3 separate regions of the Homo sapiens genome follow, and all the other regions are linked to region 1. A link is an interaction called in ENCODE POLR2A ChIA-PET data of the cell type or tissue named here. Cell type or tissue: MCF 10A. All regions are shown on one strand.

Region 1 (5,000 bases):
GTATTCCCAGCGCTTTGGGAGGCCGAAGTGGGAGGATTGTTTGAGCCCAGGAGTTTGAGACCAGCCTGGGCAATATAATGGGATCCTGTCTCTACAAAGTAAAAGAAAACAAAACAAAAAAAATCAGCCAGACATGGTGGTACATGCCTGTAGTCCCAGCTACTCAGGTGGCTGAGTTGGGAGGATGAATTTAACCTAGGTGGCCAAGGCTGCAGTGAGCTGTGAGCTTATGGCATGTTCCGGACTCAGGTAGGTTCTGCAGTGGACACAAAATCACATGCACTATGGTCACTGTGGTGCCCTTTGGGCAAGGACTCCATTGCTGGCTAGGCCTCTACCTCTTTGGCAGTAATGTCACCTGTGGAGGACATCACTTTTTTTTTTTAGACGGAGTCTCACTGTGTCACCCAGGCTGGAGAGCAGTGGTATAACCTCGGCTCACTGCAACCTCTGCCTCCTGGGTTCAAGTGTTTCTCCTATCTCAGCCTCCTGAGTAGCTGGGATTACAAGCGCACACCACTACACCTGGCTAATTTTTGTAATTTTAGTAGAGATGGGGTTTCACCATGTTGGCCAGGCTGGTCTTGAACTCCTGACCTCAAGTGATCCTCCTGCCTCAGCCTCCCAAAGTGCTGGGATTACAGGCATGAGCCACTGCGCCCGGCCATCTGTGGAAGACATCATTTGTGGAGGTCAGTAAGGCAGGAAGCCTGAACCTCTACCAGGATGTGGCAACTCTCCCACCTGCTCAGCAGGCCTCCAAGTTCTCTCTGTTGGATCTGTCCTCTCCACCACAGCCAGAGTGAATTTTCTAAAACCCAAATATGGCCAGGCCACTCCCCTCCCTGAGAGTTTTCAGTGGCTTCTCTTTGACATCAAGATAAACTACAAATGCCTTGAGGTGCCTCAAAAGGTCCCCAGGTCCGATCTCTTTTCACACTCTCCCCTTGAATCTTCTGCCTCAGCCATGGAAGTGTGGGCAGCTCCCCAAGTGCACCAGCTCTCCAACACCTCCAACTCTTTGCATATACCTGTGCCTGAAATGCAACTGAAATGCAATCTCTCCTTCTCCTCCTGACTAATGCCCACACTATTCTCTTGCCCTAACTCCATAAGGAACCATTCAGTATATCTAATGTGTATCTTTCTATCTGTGTTCTGCTAAAATCTTTAAATCTTTATTCTTGGTCTTGTGTGCATGTATTTTTAATGTATATTAATAGTGCTGTGTCATATAGCACATTCTATTTCTTACTTTTTCCCACTCAGTGTTGGGTTTTATTGGTTTTTTTGTTTTTGTTTTTGTTTTTTGTTTTTTGGGTTTTTTGTTTGTTTGTTTGTTTTGAGACAGGGTCTTGCTCTGATGCCCAGGCTGGAGTGCAGTGGCCCAATCATGACTCGCTGTAGCCTCAACCTACTGGGCTCAAACTATCATCCTGCCTCAGCCTCTCAGGTAGCTGGGACTACAGGCCTGTGCCACCATACATGGCTAATTTTTTTGATTTTGTAGAGACAGGGTTTTGCTATGTTGCCCAGGCTATGTTGTCCAGGTTCGTGTTGCTGTGTTATCACCTGCTCAGTCACTTGGACCTCCCTGCAAATCCTACAGAGTAGGCACCTGCCCATGTTACCTGACTCTCCCCAAGCTTGATACTGATTGCCTCCAACTTCCTCACACTACAAATGACACTGCAGTGAACATCCTTGTCTAAGTGCTTTTCTCTATCTATATGACAATCTCTTTGGGAGAGGTTGCCTGTATTGTTCAGCTTCTGATTTTGCCCATCTAACAGGTGTAAAGTGGTAGCTGGTTTTCTGTTTGCTTGTTTTCTGCCAGTGAACATTTTATTCAAGGTATGTGTGTGGAGAGTGGTCAGGGACAAAGGAGAGTGGGAATGGCCTTTGAAATAAAATAAAATGATTTAGGTGAAGAAACTCTAGGAAAGGGTAATTTTCTCCATTTAGATCTTTTTTTTTTTTTTTTTTTTTTTTTTTTTGAGACGGAGTCTCGCTCTGTTGCCCAGGCTGGAGTGCAGTGGTGCCATCTTGGCTCACTGCAAGCTCCGCCTCCTGGGTTCACACCAGTTTCCTGCCTCAGCCTCCTGAGCAGCTAGGACTACAGGCACCCGCCACCACGCCCGGCTAATTTTTTGTATTTTTAGTAGGGACAGGGTTTCACCATGTTAGCCAGGATGGTCTCGAGCTCCTGACCTTGTCATCCACCCGCCTCGGCCTCCCAAAGTGCTGGGATTACAGGCGTGAGCCACCGCACCCGGCCTAGATCATTTTAAGAAAGAAAATGACAGATAAGGTTTCTGGTCTATGGAACTAACAAACAAGTAGACTATTAATATAATATCAGATATTAAATGCCCTGAAGACAATAAAATAAGGTAATGAGTTAGAAAGTGATGGGGAAAAGCCTTTAGATTGGATGATTGGAAGGAAGTAACATTTGAGCAGACATTGGAATGACGAACCATGAAGCGGATTTTGTTGAAGAACATTTCAGGTAGCGATAGCTATTGTTTTAATTTTCATTTCTCTGATTACTAATGAGTTAGAGCATCTCTTTATCTGGTTTTTCAAATTTTGGATTTCCTCTTGTCAATTGCCTGTTTATGTCCTTTGCCCATTTTCTTTTGAATTTGTTGCCTTTTTCTTCTTGATTTGAATATTTGCTGATATATTCTACATATAAACCCCTCATTGATTTTTTTCTTTTCTTTTTTTTTTTTTTCTGTCTCTCTCTCTCTTTTTTTTTTTTTTCTTTTGACACAGGGTCTCACTTTGTTGTCCAGGATGGTCTCAAGTGAGCCTCCCACCTTGGCCTCCATGTGCCAGGCATTGTGCCAAGCATTCTACAGGCATGAGCCACCTTGCCCAGCCTGGTTTTATATTTTCCCTTTTTGGTTTTAGACATCGCAATACCTCTGGCATTCTTTCTATTCCTCAAACACGTCAGCTCCTCTGCCCTCAGGCCTTCATCCTTGCTCCTCTCTCTGCCTGTTATGCTCCTCCCAGATATTTGCACACAGGGATTTCTTCACATTAAGCTTAGATGTCACCTCTTCCCACATACCCCTCCTCCAGGCACACGCCATTACATCATCCTGTTTTGCTAGCGCCAAGGCCCTATCACTACGATCTGGTTCACTCATTGTTTTCTTGTCTATGTCTTCCTCCATCGCCCTGAGGATAAGCTCTGGCCAGTCTCTGTTAAACCTCAGCCCCTAGTGCAGTGGCTGGCACAGGGGACGTCCTCAGGAAGCATCTGTTGAATGAATGAATAGATATGCCCCGGTCATGGGCCATGGAGTGAGGAAAAGGCAAGGCTAAGAGTGGTGTGCTTCAAGTGACACTTCAAATTAGGACAAGTTAATATTTGTTGAGTTTTTACCATGTGCCAGGCATTGTGCCAAGCACTCTATAAGGCTTATCTCATTAGTCCTGATAATAATCCTATGAGGCAGGTATTTCTATTTTCTATTTATGAGATAAGGAAAGCAAGGTAGAGAGATAAAGGAAGCTGCCCAAAGGTCTCCTTTATCCCAGTTAGAAAACGGGCTGAGAAGAAACCAGGACCCAGGGGATCTGCTCCTGAGCTGAGGCTCTTAGCCACCACACATACTGCCTCTCAAGGGGAGGAGGGAGGGGGAGAACGGCTATGGCCAGAATAGAGCACCCTTAGAATCCGAGAAGTGGGGTCCTCCCAGGGGAGGAGATGAGGGTGGGGAGCAGGGAGGGGAATGCTCTCCCCTATATGAGGCCGGTGAGGCCCAGAGAGGGTTAGTGACCAGGCCCCAAACGGGCAAGCCAAGCTCCCCAAGCTGCGGCAATTCCACTGTCCCCTTCCACTTTCACTGGGCAGAGACCGCGTGGCGCGCATTGGGCTGGGCGTGATCCTGAACCTGGCGAAGGAACGCGAACCCGTAGAGCTGGCGCGGAGCGTGGCAGGCATCTTGGAGCACATGTTCAAGCATTCGGAGGAGACATGCCAGAGGCTGGTGGCGGCCGGCGGCCTGGACGCGGTGCTGTATTGGTGCCGCCGCACGGACCCCGCGCTGCTGCGCCACTGCGCGCTGGCGCTGGGCAACTGCGCGCTGCACGGGGGCCAGGCGGTGCAGCGACGCATGGTAGAGAAGCGCGCAGCCGAGTGGCTCTTCCCGCTCGCCTTCTCCAAGGAGGACGAGCTGCTTCGGCTGCACGCCTGCCTCGCAGTAGCGGTGTTGGCGACTAACAAGGAGGTGGAGCGCGAGGTGGAGCGCTCGGGCACGCTGGCGCTCGTGGAGCCGCTTGTGGCCTCGCTGGACCCTGGCCGCTTCGCCCGCTGTCTGGTGGACGCCAGCGACACAAGCCAGGGCCGCGGGCCCGACGACCTGCAGCGCCTCGTGCCGTTGCTCGACTCTAACCGCTTGGAGGCGCAGTGCATCGGGGCTTTCTACCTCTGCGCCGAGGCTGCCATCAAGAGCCTGCAAGGCAAGACCAAGGTGGGTGCAGATGTGGGGTTGGGTGGATCAGGGGTTAGAGAGCCTTTGGGAAGGTTTCCCAGAGGAAGTCACATTCAACCGGGTCTTGAAATACACATCAGAATTAGATGAAGCAAGACAAAGGAGGAGCGGGCCAGTCATTTTGGCGTTGAAGGCAAACCCGAAGTTTGGACTTGGTTTTGGGGGCAAGAGGAAGACACTAAGAAGCTTTTAAGCAAGGGGACACTTGTGTTTTACAAAGATCATCCTAGCTGCTGTGTGGAAAGGGGCTTGGCAAGGGTGAGGACGGAGGCAAGGCAACCCAATAAAAAACTATGACTTGCAGGGGTGGGCGTTGGGGGAAGGGGGAGACAGCGATGCCAGTGGCAGAGAGCAGATTCAAGAGATGTTTAAGAGATGGAGTTAGCACTTGGTGGCTGGGAGAAGGAGAAAGAGGAGCTGAGGATGACTCCTGGCCCTGAACATAGGCAATGAATAAAGTGAACTGGGTGAGAGACAAGTGGAAGTGGG
Region 2 (5,000 bases), 210 kb after region 1:
AGGTATTTACACCTTTTTCCAGCCAGGCCAGTGGGGACATCCAAGACTCTGTATCAGAGCCAAGAATCCTACCAACATCTTCTACTGCTGGGCCTGGAGCTTCTTGGGATTCCATTTCTACTAGATTTGGTGTCAGGCATGTGGACAGAATATCTTCCACACTTGAGACAAGTGCTTGATCTTCTGTTTCAGACTCCTTAGGATGTGTGGGAAACCTCATTTCTCTTTCCTCCATAGCTCCATGCTCTACAATTTCCTCCTCTGGGTCCACATGATTGACACGGAAATCTGCTGCCAAGGCAGTTGAAGGGGAAAGCCAGAGAACAGAGGAAGGCAAGAAGGCGTTACTTTCAGAAGGTACTAAGTCCTCACGCACAGCCTCAGTTCTACTGCTCAGGCTTTCCTTGGAGCAATGTAGTTGTTCAGAACAGGGATTTGGTGGAGACTCCTCTAAGAGATGGGACGGAGATTCCTGAAAGATAGGTTTCTCAGATACAGCAGCAACTTCTGAAAACCTGTCTCCCATGCAGGGTGCCACCTCCTCTCTCACCAGATCGTCTGTTCTCAAAGGTCCATTTAAAGATATGCTGTTTGTCTCTGCCATGGTATCTAAACGGGCCTCAAATATCATGTCTTGTTGCTGCCCCAGTGGAGATGGTACAAGGACGATGGTTTTAACCATATAATTGCCCAGTGGGTCTACTGCTTCCTCAGACGTTTTAGGAGTAGAGCTAATTTGGGGAATTGGATCTAGAGGCTGCTCATCTGATTCATGCTGACAAGTTTCTAGCCACTTTGAGGAATGACTGAAATGTTCTGAAGATAAGTCTGTCCTCTTGTTATTTACAAAATCCACTGGAGATGAGTTGTTGCTGCCTTCCTGCCAAAGGAAACAAAAGTAGTTGTCTAAGGCAGTCAATTCAGTTCCCGACATACAATTACAGGTGCAAGATAGTGCACTCAAAAAAGAAAAGAATTCTTACTACCTCTGCTTAGGTAAGAACTTGGCTAATCTTTGTTGCTCATATAGAGACCCAATAGTAGGGAAAGAAAAGCTGCTAAGCCATTTTGGGTCCTTCCAAGTGAACCAGCCTACATTATAAACAGGCTGAGAATATAGATCCATATCGTGGGCAGATGGTAGCTTGAAAGTGACCCCACTCATCTCCATTCTGAACTCTAACGCACTTCTAGATGAACAGATAGGAGGGGTCCATAGGGTGTGAGTGAAGGCTTAAGCTCTGTCAGAATCTAGAGTTGGTACAAGTTCTTCTCCCTCTCGGCTGGGCGCAGTGGCTCACGCCTGTAATCTCAGCATTTGGGAGGCCACAAGCAGGTGGATCGCTTGAGTTCAAACCTCATCTCTACTAAAAATACAAACATTAGCCGGGCATGGTGGTGCTGATGTGTGCCTGTAGTCCCAGCTACTCAGGAAGCTGAGGTGGGAGGATCACTGAAGCTCAGGGGGCAGAGGTTGCAGTGAGCCAAAATCGTGCCACTGCACTCCAGCCTGGGTGACAGAGCAAAACCCTGTCTCAAAAAAAAATAAATAAATAAATAAAAAAGGTAGACCCTAACAAAACAGAGCTGCTGGAAGACACAGATGATAATCTGAACAACAACAAAAAAAACGAGTACTTAAGCTTTAACTACAACATAAATACACACACAAAGACATTTTAGAAATAATAAATATTATTTTAAATAAAAAATGTCAGTAAAATGAATTGAAAGAGTAAATTATTAGAGTTGAAACTAGAATTACTGGCCTGGACAAGTGGAAGAAATATCTTAAAGCAAAGATAAAAATATAAAGAAATGTAAATCTGAAGAAAAAGCTAAGAGAATTAGAAGATAAACCCAGGATACCTAACAGTTAAATAAAAGAAATTCCAGAAGAGAACATATATACATGAGGCGCTGATTAACAAATATTAGAAGAAAACTACCCTAATGAAAGACCTGAGTTTGCACATTAAAATGGCTCACCAGTTTCTAAGCAGGACTGACTAGAAAAGATACATGCTAGACACATAATTATAAAATTTCTGTGCTACAATGAAGAAAAAACTATTCTGGAAGCTTTAGATAGAAAGTCCAATTATTTATTAAAAAAATAATCAAACAGACCGGGCGCAGTGGCTCACGCCTGTAATCCCAGCACTTTGGGAGGCTGAGGCGGGCGGATCACGAGGTCAGGAGATCGAGACCATCCTGGCTAACACGATGAAACCCCGTCTCTACTAAAAATACAAAAAATTAGCTGGCTGTGGTGGCGGGCACCTGTAGTCCCAGCTATTTGGGAGGCTGAGGCAGGAGAATGGCGTGAACCCGGGAGGTGGAGCTTGCAGTGAGCCAAGATCGTGACACTGCACTCCAGCCTGGGCAACAGAGCGAGACTCCGTCTCAAAAAATAATAATAATAATAATCAAACATATGAAATTTCTCATTTATATTAGTGGATGAAACAAAACCAAGGTTAGGTTAAAAAGGGCTTCTGATATTCTGGTACTGTCCTACTTACTGACCTGGGTATTAGTTACATGGATGTGTACTTTATAGTAATTTGTTATGCTGTTATGTTTTATTGTAATTTCATGTATCTTACTTTAATTTTGAAATTATTAAAAGGTATGATGGCTCACACCTGTAGTCCCAGCTATTCAGGAGGCTGAGGTGGGAGGACTGCTAGAGCTCAGGAGTTCAAGGTTGCAATAAGCCAAGATCACACCACTGCACTCTAGCCTGGGTAACAGAGCAAGACCCTGTCTCAAAAAAAAAAATAAAAAAGACAGGGCATGGTGGCTTACACCTGTAATCCCAGCACTTTGGGAGGCTGAGGCGGTCAGATCACAAGGTCAGGAGTTCGAGTGCAGCTGGGCCAACATGGTGAAACCCCATCTCTACTCAAAATACAAAAATTAGCTGGGCATGGTGGCGGGTGCCTGTAGTCCCAGCTACTCGGGAGGCTGAGGCAGGAGAATCGCTTGAATCTGGGAAGCAGAGGTTGCAGTGAGCCAAGATCGCGGCACTGCACTCCAATCTGGGCGATACAACAAGACTCCTTCTCAAAAAAAAAAAAAAAAAGACAATATAAAGATGAGTGTGTGTGTGTGTGTGTGCATATATACAAAATAGACACACATAAAGAGATGTATGAAAGAACTGTCAAATATGACATTTATCTAAGATACCAGAAATATTTCTTCCTTATACATTTATATATTCAAATGCTTCAAACAATTAATATCTATTAATAATCAAAAATTTACAAAACAGGCCAGGTGCAGTGGCCCACGCCTGTAATCCCAGCACTTTGGGAGGCCAAGGAGGGTGGATCACTTGAGGTCAAGAGTTTGAGACCAGCCTGGCCAATGTGGTGAAACCCCGCCTCTACTAAAAATACAAAAAATTAGCCAGGCATGGTGGCACGCGCCTGTAATCCCAGCTACTGGGGAGGCTGAAGCAGGAGAATTGCTTGAACCCGGGAAGCAGAGGTTGCAGTGAGCCGAGATCACACCACTGCACTCTAGCCTGGATGAAGGAGTGAGATCCTGTCTCAAAAAAAAAAAATTAGGCCGGGCGCGGTGGCTCACGCCCGTAATCCCAGCACTTTGGGAGGCTGAGGCAGGCAGATCACGAGGTCAGGAGTTCAAGACCAGCCTGACCCCCAACATGGTGAAACCCTGTCTCTACTAAAAATACAAAAATTACCTGGGCGTAGTGATACATGCCTGTAATCCCAGCTACTCAGGAGGCTGAGGCAAGAGAATTGCATGAACCTGGGAGGCGGAGGTTGCAGTGACCCTAGATGGCACCACTGCACTCCAGCCTGGGTGACAGAGCAAGACTCCGTCTCAAAAAAAAAATCTGCCAGGCGTGGTGGCACACACCGTAATCCCAGCTACTTGGGAGGGTGAGGCAGGAAAATTGCTTGAATCCGGGAGGCAGAGGTTGCAGTGAGCCAAGATTGTGCCACTGCACTCCAGCCTGGGCAACAGAGTGAGACTCTCAAAAAAAAAAAAATTTTTACAAAACAAAAATAATTGCTATTTTATTGGGGAAAAACCCTTTTCATTGTGTAGCTGACTGCATCTGGAGGTAGTAAGCCCAGCAGTTAAGAGGGAAGGAGAATTCGATTTCAATCTAGTATTCTGCTATTGTGATTAAATAATTATGGTTAAATTCTATAAGTTCAGGCTGGGCGCCATAGCTCACACCTGTAATCCCAGCACTTTGGGAGGCTGAGGTGGGCGGATCACCTGAGGTCAGGAATTCGAGACAAGCCTGGCCAATATGGCGAAACCCCGTCTCTATTAAAAATACAAAAATTAGCCAGGCATGGTGGCACGTGCCTATAATCCCAGCTACTAGGGAGGCTGAGGCAGGAGGATCGCTTGAACCCAGGAGGCAGAGGTTGCAACGAGCCAAGATCGTGCCATTGCACTCCAGCCTAGGGAACAAGAGCAAAACTGCATCTCAAAATTAATTAATTAATTAATAATCATAATAAATTCTATAAGCTCTATAGAGCTAATTTCCACCTAGTACTTATTTATTTTTCATCTTAAGCTGTACTGTCTAATATGATAGCCACTAGCCACATGTAGCTATTGAAATTAAAATTAAAAATTCAGGCCGGGCACAGTGGCTCACGCCTATAATCCCAGCACTTTGGAAGGCGGAGGCGGGCAGATCACCTGAGGTCAGGAGTTCGAGACCAGCCTGACCAACATGGAGAAACCCGTCTTTACTGAAAATACAAAAATTAGCTGGGTGTGGTGGCACATGCCGGAGGCTGAGACAGAAGAATCGCTTGAACCCGGGAGGCAGAGGTTGCGGTGAGCCGAGATCGCGCCATTGGACTCCAACCTGGGCAACAAGAGCGAAACTCCATCTCAAAAAAAAATTAATTAAATTAAATTAAATTAAATATTCAATTATTCAGGCCAGGCACAGTGGCTCACACCTGTAATCCCAGCACTTTGGGAGGCCGAGG
Region 3 (5,000 bases), 83 kb after region 1:
GTAATCCCAGCTACTCAGGAGGCTGAGACAGGAAAACCGCTTGGACCTGGGAAGCAGAAGTTGCAGTGGGCCAGAATCCTGCCTGTACTCCAGTCTTGGCAACAGAGCGAAACTCTGCCTCCAAAAATAAAAATAAAATTAGGATAGTTACTGTTTTGTTTTTGTTTTTATTTTTTGTTTCATTTTTTATTTTTTGAGATAGTCACTGTTAAATTGCTTCCAGAAAGGTCATACAAATTTATAGTACCACTCAAAAGTTAGCCCATTTCCCCCTGCAATCACCAATTCTTTAAATTTTTTTCTAATCTGTTAGGCAAATAATGCTTTATTCGACTATTGCTGACATTCAGTAGCTTTTTTAGGTTTATTGGTCATTTAATGTCTTCTGCAGATTGCTTGTTCAAATCCTTTTTTCTTTGTTTTTTTTTTTTTGAGTCGGAGTCTGGCTCTTTCGCCCAGGCTGGAGTGCAGTGGCACAATCTCGGCTCACTGCAAGCTCCGCCTCCCGGGTTCACACCATTCTCTTGCCTCAGCCTCCCGAGTAGCTGGGACTATAGGCGCCCGCCACCACCCCCTGCTAATTTTTTGTATTTTTAGCAGAGATGGCGTTTCACTGTGTTAGCCAGGATGGTCTCGATCTCCTGACCTCGTGATCCGCCTGCCTCGGCCTCCCAAAGTGCTGGGATTACAGGCGTGAGCCACCGCGCCCAGCCTCAAATCCTTTTTCCTATTGGACTTTCAGCCATTTTCTTAGTGATTTGTAGGAGTTTTTCATATTTTATATATACTTTGCTTTGGCTCTTCCACATATTTTTCTTCCCAGCAAGTTCGTGTCTCAACTTTGTTTAAGAGTCTTTAGTCTTAGAGAAGTATAAAATATTTGTTATTAGGTACAGTTTAAGTCTTGCATTTCAGTTTGTTTACTTCTTTGTTTCAAAAAGGACTTTCAGGGCCTATGAGACTACACAAGATGAATAAGTTCAGGCAAGGGCAGACTAAAGGTGGAATATAAAGATGTGGCCCCAAGATAACTTAAAAGCCACAAACGCCTCCAATCTGGGCGGCACAAGTTCATGCTTGGTCAGGAGGGTTGATGCCTTTGTTCAGGGCACCCTGATTGGGGCTGGCACTGTAGCAGCGGCTTGGAGATACTGCTCACCTGTTAGGTGCGTAGCTGGGCTGCCCGGTCCCACCCATCCCTGGCCATGCCCCCACCCCACCCTCAAGCTGCGCCTGGGCTGGGAATCCTGTGGTGGCCCATGCCTCCTACATGTGACGCCCATGCCTCCTGCGTGTGGCTCTGAGAAATGACATCGCGTTCCAGGCAACAGTTTGTCCCAGGGCCTGTATATTGTTTGGTGGTTTTGGTTTTTGTTTTTCTGTGACCGAGTTTTGCTCTTGTTGCCCAGGCTGGAGTGTGATGGAGCTATCTCGGCTCACTGTAACCTCTGCCTCCCAGGTTCAAGCAATTCTCCTGCTTCAGCCTCCCAAGCAGCTGGGATTACAGGCACACACCACCATGCCCGGCTAAATTTTTCTATTTTCAGTAGAGACGGGGTTTCACCATGTTGGCCAGGCTGACACGGCTCCCAGTTTGGCTTACTTTACCAAAGACCCACTTTCCCAATCTCTAGCTGCTACTAAGACCTTAAACATCTCCTAGGATAAGAGTTATGACACAGGGCTCCAATGAACTCTTTTGGTTTTCTGTTTTGTTTTGTTTTTTGAGACGGAGTCTTACTCTGTCACCCAGGCTGGAGTGCAATGGCTCTGTCTCAGCTCACTGCAACCTCTGCCTCCCAGGTTCAAGCGATTCTCCTACCTCAGCCTCCCGAGTAGATGGGATTACAGGCGCCTGCCACCACACCCGGCTAATTTTTTATTTCTTTGGTATTTTTAGTAGAGGTGGGGTTTCATCCTGTTGGCCAGGCTGGTCTCTAAGGCTGGTCTCGAACTCCTGATGTCAGGTGATCCACCCACTTCAGCCTCCCAAACTGCTGGGATTACAAGCGTGAGCCACCACGACTGGCCCAATGAACTCATTTAAAGGAAGAAAGCTGAGAGGAGAAATAGAGAACTTCTGCCTCTCTGTGCCTCCAACTCCAAATAGGTCTTCGGCTGCAGGTAGAATTTTAACAACCCAAGAGGCTCTTTGGAAGGCTGGCTCTTAGAGGATTGGGGGAATCCAGATTTTTTGTGTGGGGGCCGGGGGAATCCAGATTTGAATGAGGTACTTCTTTGATCAGTGAAGCTGGGTTAGGTGTTGTTAAATATCCCATGACCCACTAAATATGGATCCCAACACTTAGCATGGTCTTTAACTGCATATTTATTTTTGTCATTATTTAATAGTCTGTCTCCCTCACCAAACCATAAACTCCCCTAGGTTTGTCCCCATTGCCCAGCATAGTGCCTGACACCCTAACACATAGTTAAGAGCTCAGTAAATGTGTTTTGTTTGTTTGTCTTTTCGGGGTTATTTTTGAGACAGAGTCTTGTTCTGTCTCCCAGGCTGGAGCAAAGTGGCACAATCTTAGCTCACTGCAACCTCCGCTTCCCAGATTCAAGCAATTCTCCTGTCTCAGCCTCCCAAATAGCTGGGACTACAGGTGTGCACCACCATGCCCAGCTAATTTCTGTATTTTTGGTAGAGACAGGGTTTCACCATGTTGGCCAGGCTGGTCTCAAACTCCTGATCTCAAGTGATCCACCTGCCTCGGCCTTCCAAAGTGCTGGGATTACAGGCATAGGCCAACACACCTGGCCACTCAGAAAATGTTTGTTTAGCAAATGATGGTTGAATGGATACATTCTGCTCACCAGAGATTTTGATAGACTCTCACTCAATGATAAAGCCCAGTAACTAAATAGCACCAGGAGCACACCTGTAATTGAACAAAGTTAGGTTTCTTGACTTGCTGCAGTGAAGGAGCATACACCGTGGGGGACTGCGGGATGTCTTAGTAAGAGGCAGTGAGGATGGGCTTGTTTGGAATTGTGCTGGGTGATTTTGGAGGGTATTTAAGGAAGCAAGAGTTTGTTCTGGGTTGAGCACTGTCGGGAAGCAAGGGCAATTTGATCATTGGGCATCTTAATAATTTTTATCTAGGAGGTAGGAGGGTCCAAGCAGGGCTAGAGTTGTCGTCGGTTAAAAAAAAAAAAAGAAAGAAAATGGTAGTCACTCATGTTTGCCAAGGGAGAAGGATGCTTGGTCATTTTGAGTGTCATAGTGTCCTTGATCTTGCCTTGTTCTATCATGGTCACAGAGAAGCCTCATCTGATGTCAATATTCTGTGATATTTTGTCATGTTCAGCAAAGAACATGACAGCCTAGCTGTTGGTTGCCAGGCCAGTAGGGTGACCACCCCAGTTTACCTGGGACCAAGGGCTTACCCAGGATGCAGGACTTTCAGTGCTAAAACTGGGAGAGTCCTGGGAAACCGAGGACAGTTGGTTACCCTATGGGCCAATTGCAAGCTGTCAGGATTTTTTTCTCTCTCATTAGGTATAATGATATTAACACTTCATATGGTACTTGTCAAATGCTCCCCCAGTCACTGAAATACACAGTATATGTGTAGACGGAAACATTTTTTTTTTTGAGATAGAGTCTTGTCCTGTCACCCAGGCTGGAGTGCAGTGGCACGACCTCAACTCACTGCAACCTACACCTCCTGGGTTCAAGCAATTCTCCTTCCTCAGCCTCCCGAGTAGCTGGGATTACAGGCATGCCCACCATGCCCAGCTCATTTTTGTAATTTTAGTAGAGACGGGGTTTCACTGTGTTGCCCACGCTGGTCATAAACTGAAGTATGCTAACACACGCATGCATGAGTCCAGGATACACACTAACTTTCATAAATCCATTCACACAAACACACATACTACAAACAAATACATATGCACCATACATATGTACATATATATATCACAAACCCTACGTACATATACATACATGTACCTAAACACTCATACGAATGGCCCCAAAATAAGTATACATTTAGGCCATTGGAGAGATAGGGGAGACTACCCCAGGTAGTAAACCCAGAGGGGACCATTAAGTGGGCCTGTCTGATTGATACTGGGATTAGAAAGGAAAGTTGAGGCAGATTATGGAGGAAGGACTTTGAATTGCAAACAAAAAGATGTTGTGATGTCATGGAAAAAGCCCTGGAATTGGAATTGAATGATCCTGAGATTATATCACAGCTCTGCAACTTACTAGCTGTGTGACCTAGGTCAGTTGGCTTAACCTTTCTGTGCTTCAGTTTTCCTATCCATAAAACAGGATGTTGCAGGGATGTAACTAAGTTCTAGAATGTTGTAGGTGCTTAATCACAAGCCACAACTGTTGTTAGTGTGAAGCATATGTGGAGGCTAAAGGTATTTTAATGGAGCCTTGACCTCCCTAAAGTAGTGTTTCAGTGGAGAAAGAAGTACCTTTTTTTTTTTGTTTTTTGAGTCAGAGTCTCACTCTGTTGCCCAGGCTAGAGTGCTGGTGGTACGATCTCGGCTCACTGCAACCTCCACCTCCCAGGTTCAAGTAGTTCTCCTGCCTCAGCCTCCTGAGTAGCTGGGATTACAGGCATGTGTCACCATGCCCAGCTAATTTTTTTGTATTTTTAGCAGAGACGGGGTTTCACCATGTTGGCCTGGCTGGTCTCGAACTCCTGGCCTCAAGTGAGCCTCCCGTTTCAGCCTCCCAAAGTGCTGGGATTATAGGTGTGAGTCACCATGCCTGGACTAAGAAATACCTTTACATACACCATCATCATCCCATTTGAGGCCAAGAGACCAAAGCCCAAAGAAGGTAAAAGTATTGGCCCTAGGATTGGGTATGGAAGCTGCTGGCATTGCAAGGGGTGTCTAGGAGGAGATGTGAGTCCAGCCAGGGCTAGGAAGGCTTGCTCAGCAGGGACTCTGCCGACCCTGAGCCAGGGAGCTGTTGTGCAGAATTCCTGAGGAATATGAGATTTTATTTGCATGTTATGCAAAACAGG

The links. ChIA-PET counts read pairs that join two places held together with the same protein. Peaks named below come from ENCODE experiments on the same cell type or tissue, not always from the same donor. Only the 100,000 strongest peaks of a DNase experiment are listed, where the experiment ranks them.
Region 2: POLR2A ChIA-PET joins it to region 1 with 6 read pairs; 2 of 35 experiments call an interaction of 5 or more read pairs at or near these places.
Region 3: POLR2A ChIA-PET joins it to region 1 with 5 read pairs; 5 of 35 experiments call an interaction of 5 or more read pairs at or near these places.

Annotation. Positions count from the first base shown.
Region 1 is chr17:28,377,332-28,382,331 of GRCh38, forward strand. SARM1 (sterile alpha and TIR motif containing 1) reads left to right here. Exons shown (of 9, transcript NM_015077.4): 2 at 3,872-4,490. Among named protein-coding and RNA genes, the nearest start is that of SARM1, 8.1 kb to the left of the region's middle. RefSeq lists a silencer at 2,725-2,925. In MCF 10A, no CTCF peak of the experiment used is centred here; a DNase peak (open chromatin) is centred at 3,020.
Region 2 is chr17:28,592,187-28,597,186 of GRCh38, forward strand. It overlaps SPAG5 (sperm associated antigen 5), which reads right to left. Exons shown (of 24, transcript NM_006461.4): 3 at 1-880. Among named protein-coding and RNA genes, the nearest start is that of SPAG5, 4.3 kb to the right of the region's middle. In MCF 10A, no CTCF peak of the experiment used is centred here; no DNase peak of the experiment used is centred here.
Region 3 is chr17:28,459,964-28,464,963 of GRCh38, forward strand. No RefSeq gene overlaps it. Among named protein-coding and RNA genes, the nearest start is that of SLC13A2, 11 kb to the right of the region's middle. In MCF 10A, no CTCF peak of the experiment used is centred here; no DNase peak of the experiment used is centred here.